Regions from separate parts of the Homo sapiens genome. Here region 2 is linked to region 1. The links are chromatin loops, found by intact Hi-C in ENCODE. Cell type or tissue: dorsolateral prefrontal cortex. All regions are shown on one strand. Links, peaks and the distances in the headings refer to the core of each region. The heading gives the core; the rest is flanking DNA. Region 1 overlaps KIF5C (kinesin family member 5C). Region 2 has its middle 3.7 kb from the start of EPC2.

Region 1 (2,919 bases), core at 242-2,741:
GGAGCATTCACTGAAGCATACCTATAAGGCTTACAGAGCATTCTAATTATAAAATAAAAACTCCCAGAGGGCGTAAATAACATTTCTACAAAAAATAGAAATCCATCAACGGCAACAGATGAGAATGACACACTAATCAAAAATTCTCATTAGGGCTATTAAAATTTCTAAAATAGGTTTTTGGGTTTTTTTTTAAAGAAAGAAAACCATTAGACTGCCAGTAATTCATTAAAACTTCACACATGAAATAGCAACAAGCTAGTTATCCTTTTCATAAGTTGAGTTCCTAAAGCCTCAGGAGAACACAGAAAGGTAATTGCATTCTCTCAGTAACTCCAGAGCAGAGATTTGCTGGTTACTCACAGCTTCCGCCAGGAACCACAGCAGATCTGGCAAACGAGGTGCTTTCTTTTAATTCCAATTAAATAGGCCCAGTGGCAGACCTAATGGTAGGTAATTTCTGTATCAAAGAAACTAAAAGGAAATCTTTAAGTTGCCAGATGGGTGAGAGCAGCTGGCTACAAGATGTCATTATATAAATGTGATGTTAAAAAAAAAAAATCATTCTTTTATGAGATTATTTTGCATGCAAATAGCATCTTTCACCCTCATTCCTAAAAACACTGTAAGCAGCTTAAAACATCCTCTAATCCCTTCTAGAGCGATTTTCTAATAAACTGGTCACCTGGGACTCTGCATCCTCCTTACATTCATGACCACCTGAACAGGCCACAACATTCTCTTAGTAGACAGACGGTATTTCTATTACAGAGTTTGGTTGTGTTCTCAAAAGCAAGCAGAGGGCCTAGTAAATTAGATCGCTCCAATGAAATGCTAATTTCTGAGAGTCCATTATAATCATGGATCTAAGAAGGGAGCCAGCATCTTCGAAGATTTAATGCTAAAAGAGCAAATTGTGTTCCAATTGTGGTGGTCCCAAAGTTCCACAAAGCCCCAAATCAGACTAGAGGCTACAGATTTAGCTAGTTACTGAACCATGTCTGCTGGCCTCACAGGTTTTGAACTGGATGAACAAATCTGCGTTAGAGACTGCCGATTTTTCCACACTTTCTCAGCCTGTGATGAAATCATTTCTTTGCATGACTTCAGCAGATAAGGTAAATCTATATCCACTGTTTTTTAATCTTATAGGCAATTATTCAAGAGAAGAAAATCTGCAGATACACCAGTTTGTCAGGTCATTTCCTTGTTCTGACACCTGGATTTTCAGGTCCTCCTTTTTCTGACTTAAATCACTGTAAAAAATTATTTTTCAAGTGCAAAATTCAAAGTATCAGAAGACAGCATGTGTGAAGACTGACCTGGCAGCAACAGGAAGCCATGCATCCAGACTTCACCCCGCCCTCCCCATCCTCCTGTCAAGAGTTTTCCTGATGGATTGGGAGGAGGTTAGCATGAGCTGGAGCTGTAATTCACTCTGAATCCAACTATTTAACTCTATCTCCATATATAGGATTGTTCGAGTCTCTCCCGCACATATGAGCAACAAAGCAATAGAGCTTTAAAAAAAATTCCATTTTCTGGCAACTGCCCCACTCCATCCTATCTGTTCCTTAAGCAAGCAGGCTGAACAAATCTCCGTGAGGCTAAAGAGCCAACAGAGCCTCCAGATTCGAAGAAAGACCAGCCATCGATATCGGCCCACAAGATGTCACTAGTAGATTGTGGTGAACATTTGTTGCTTTTCAGCCACTCGACACCCATTCTTAGAAAATAGCACCTCAACTTCCTTTTAAGGAATTAGCCCCCTAAACTGCATGCAGTCTTCATCAGACAATGTATCAAAGTGCCCTGCCCTTCCCCAGCCAAGGCACACCAGCAAGCACAGTATTCCCACTTCTATCCTGGGCCTCTGCTTCTCCAACATAATCACATACAGAAGGGAAAAAGCATTAATTCCAGGTGTGGCCACTTAAGAGACCTGCCTGTCTCTGCTGCCTGTATCCCTGAAGCAGCCCCAGCCTACACTTGTCGGAGCCTGTTGCCTCTGCTTTGGAGTCTGCGAATCATTCGTATCCTTCTAACACATTCTCTTTTTGCTTTAGCCAGGCAGTGTCAATTCCTGTCGTTTGCAATCCAAGGATCCTAACTAGCACCCTGGGGAACGGAACCAGGCCAGTGGGTGGCTCTCCTTAGCCACATGCACATGCCCGGAGTTATCCTGCCTCCATGGCAATGTCAGAAAGGAATTAAAGCTTAGTGTAGTATATGTGATATGAGCCACAAGCCGCCTTCTGAGAATCAAGGTTCAACAGTGCCCAGAGGAGAAAACTGCTAGGCCTGCATTCTGAAGTGGCCCCTGTCTTACCTGGAGCTGCTATAAGAAAGTACCATAGACTGGGTGGCTTATAAAGAATTTATTACTTACAGTTCTGGAGGCTAGAAGTCCAAGATCAGAGTGCCAACATGATCTTGGCACTTGGTAAGGGCCCTCTTCGGGGTTTGCAGATGGCATCTCATTATAGTCTTACATAGTGGAGACCAGAGGGAAGGAAGCTCTCTCAGAACTCACAGGACACTAATGCCATTCATGAGAGTCCATCCTCAGAACCCAATCACCTCCCAAAGGCCCCACCTCCTACTATCACCACCTTAGGGGTTAAGATTTCAACATATGAATTTGGATGGGCACAAAACATTCAATCTATAGCATGCATCAAGCTACAAAGGGTTGAAAATTGGTACAGGTGGAGGTGTGGGGGAGGGCGAGAGCAACCTCTAGGCATGTAATAGTGCAGTATTTCACCAATTTTGAATGACATAAGGCAGGGCATGCCCTGTCCTGTGGCACAGTCCCAACACTGCCAGCTGGATCAAACTTACCTCTTTTCAGTTATCTCCATTATCTGCCTGCACCTGATCTGTAGTTGATTTCCTACTCCTTTGTATTGTTACTTC
Region 2 (2,919 bases), core at 107-2,606, 330 kb after region 1:
ATTGACCAGTCAGCATTCTAAAGCTGCTAATTCAAAATTAGTTACTAAGACCTTCCAACCAACGGCCAAGGGAGCGCATAAGCCAGAGCCTAAAGTTGCAGTAGACCAAGGAGGGCAGGAACAACATCTGTCTGTCAATCACTGTATCCCCAGTTCCATGCCTCACATATGGCAGGCATCTAAAGTATATTTGTTGACTGATATTCCATGAAGAAATTCACTGATACTGACCCCATGCCACTCTAGTTTATAGTTCACATACCTCACTGGCCTGTCACCTGACCTAGCTATTGCTGCCAATATTTGTTCTTACTGTGGCCTACCCTGTTGTCCAGCTTTGTACCTTTGTGCATAGAGATTTTAGAACCAATTAATGTTATTCAAAAACACCTTTTTGAAACCTGGAATTTATAGGAAGGGATTTTTGCTGTTGTGGTTGTTTCTTTGTTGTTCTTTTACTTTGACCATGTAAAAGATTTCTTCCCCAAATCTCCATTTTCTTCTCACCCTGTAGGCAATGATTATAGAGCTGGGAATAAAACCATTTAAGGCAAATAACACAATATACTTTTCAACGGAGACACAGCCTGTGTTTTCTTGGCTTCCAATTCAGTGCCCAAACCGGAATGCCACTGTTCACTTTTGGAAAGTAACTTTTATTTGTATATAAATATTACTTTTCATAAAGTTTATTTCTGATTGATTTGTTGAATACTCATATAATTGTTAGTGCTAAAAGCAAAAAATATCTTCTTATAAAATAAAAAATTCTCTCATGAAATATTTTTATCAAGACCTGCCTCAAATGGGTGTGCAGCCTAATAGCCTATTTTAATTTCCACATACAATGCGCTAAGTATAGTCATTCTAAAATCAGTCCACTTCAGATATGCTCTAGACCAATTCCAAATGACATGCATTTAGCCCAGCAAGCATAATATATAAGCACCCAAGAATTAAAACCAGTTTAAAGCCATATCAAAATAAAATCACTGTCTAAATGTAGTCTAAATTAGAATAAATGTCAAATAACTGTTAGAATTAGGATTACATTCCAGTGTCCATCTCCCAGTACTATAATCAAGGCAGGCAGCTTCCAAATAATGGACAAATTACTTTTTGAAAGGAATCTTAAAACTAGTAAACACAGTTGCTATTCAACTATTTCAGAGTTTTGCAAATGTCACGTTCTTTCTAATTGGCTCCTGGTTTCAGCAAAACCATTTGAAAGTTAATTGGGTTAGTATGTGAACTGCATCTCCACCCCTCCCCCTTATGTTCCCAGGAATGAGCCTAGTACTAATAAAGCTTCGTTGTTTTCCATATGTAATCTGAATGTGGGGTCTGCATTCATTACAATCAACTGGAATCAGTTCTGTGGTTCCAGTGCCCTTTTCTGAGGCAGCTCTGCATCTTTGAGACATAGGGACAGAGACTACACTGAGAGGTGACCTGCCAAACATCTACTTCTACCTCTGCATTTGCCACCGTGGGAATAGCAGATGGTAAATAAAAATTTGTGACTGTGGCTCAGTTTCTTAGCAGCATCGCTCCTCTCAGACCTGGTTGGAATCACAGGGTGCCACCTTGTGTATAAGCTGACGATTTACTTCCCAGCTCCACAAAGGATCCAAATAGACTCCAAAATAATCAGCCTGAAAGCTCTGCATTTTGGTAACTAAAAAAAAAAGAAACAGATTTGAAAACACACAGCTCCAGAGGGTCCACAACACCCAATTTTGAATTGCACTGACAGCCTGTCTCATTTGTTGCCCCACCCGGACCGTAAAACACAACCAGTGCTCCACATTTGGAATAGATTGACGCTGCTCACTCAGGCTTTTGGATGGGGATAAGAGAAATAAGTAAAGCTCTTGTGATGAAGCTAACAAATCTGACTTGGACAGTTATGTGTGTCCAAACAGCAAGCAAGCTATGTAGATGTAATTTCAGGATTTTTTTTTTCTTTCTTTTTTTTTTTTTTTTTTTTGAGATGGAGTCTCTGTCACCCAGGCTGGAGTGCAGTGGTGCAATCTTGGCTCACTGCAACCTCTGCTTCCTGGGTTCAAGCAATTCTCCTGCCTCAGCCTCCTGAGTAGCTGAGATTACAGGCACATGCCACCACGCCTGGCTAATTTTTGTATTTTTAGTAGAGACAGGGTTTTGCCATGTTGGTCAGGCTGGTCTTGAACTCCTGACCTCATGATCTGCCTGCCTCAGCCTCCCAAAGTGCTGGGATTACAGGAGTGAGCCACCGTACCTGGCCTGGACTTTGGATTTTTGAGAGGCACTAGGTTCCATTGAGCTGATGAATATGAGCCTACTTGTTTTAATAAAATAAGTAAAATAATTATTTTTAAAAATAAGTACTTATTTTAATAAAATTGGATGATAGTGAGGTTTTAAAAATGACCGAGTTTGGAACAGAAATACAATTGTTGGAGCAAGGCCACGGGAGGTTAAAAAATAGGATCCTTTCCAATCCAGCTACCTTGCCCTTGAGAAATTCCACACTTGGAGGAAACCCACTCTAAATTCAGCACAGCTGTCATTCAGCTGAAGACACTATTACATTCATGGAACTAGCTGGATGATTCATATTATTTTCATAAGGGTGTTGGAGTGGAGATCCTGGGGCTTTGGGGGCTACAGATGCACACCCACTGTTGGTTTAGGGCTCCTGAAATGTATATTCTTCACAGTTTCTGTCTCCATTGGTGCATCCTGTTCTCCTGAGGCACCTCTGAAAGGTAACTTGGAAGGTTGTTTCAATCCCTGTGAAGGCAGTTCAGTCTCACTGACTTTGCTGGCCCATCTCAGACAACAAGCAGGCTCAGAGCACCAAGCTCACTGGGGTCCAAGTGTTAGCTAAGAGGAGTCCATTGTTAGGAAACTTGGGTTGCTCGTCTAAACATGGTT

The links. A loop is a pair of places that touch in the nucleus more often than their neighbours do. Peaks named below come from ENCODE experiments on the same cell type or tissue, not always from the same donor. Only the 100,000 strongest peaks of a DNase experiment are listed, where the experiment ranks them.
Region 2: a loop joins it to region 1, with 5 times the contacts of the local background. A loop is called at or near these places in 4 of 110 quality-filtered maps.

What each region holds. Positions count from the first base shown.
Region 1 is chr2:148,966,411-148,969,329 of GRCh38, reverse strand. All of the region lies in intron 11 of KIF5C (kinesin family member 5C), which reads right to left. Among named protein-coding and RNA genes, the nearest start is that of LYPD6B, 71 kb to the left of the region's middle. RefSeq lists a silencer at 2,001-2,295. In dorsolateral prefrontal cortex, for the core only: a CTCF peak has its summit at 1,666 (motif pointing right); no DNase peak of the experiment used is centred there; H3K27ac peaks cover 2,500 bases.
Region 2 is chr2:148,639,635-148,642,553 of GRCh38, reverse strand. No RefSeq gene overlaps it. Among named protein-coding and RNA genes, the nearest start is that of EPC2, 3.7 kb to the left of the region's middle. In dorsolateral prefrontal cortex, for the core only: CTCF peaks have their summits at 1,391 and 1,591 (motif pointing left); a DNase peak (open chromatin) is centred at 1,573.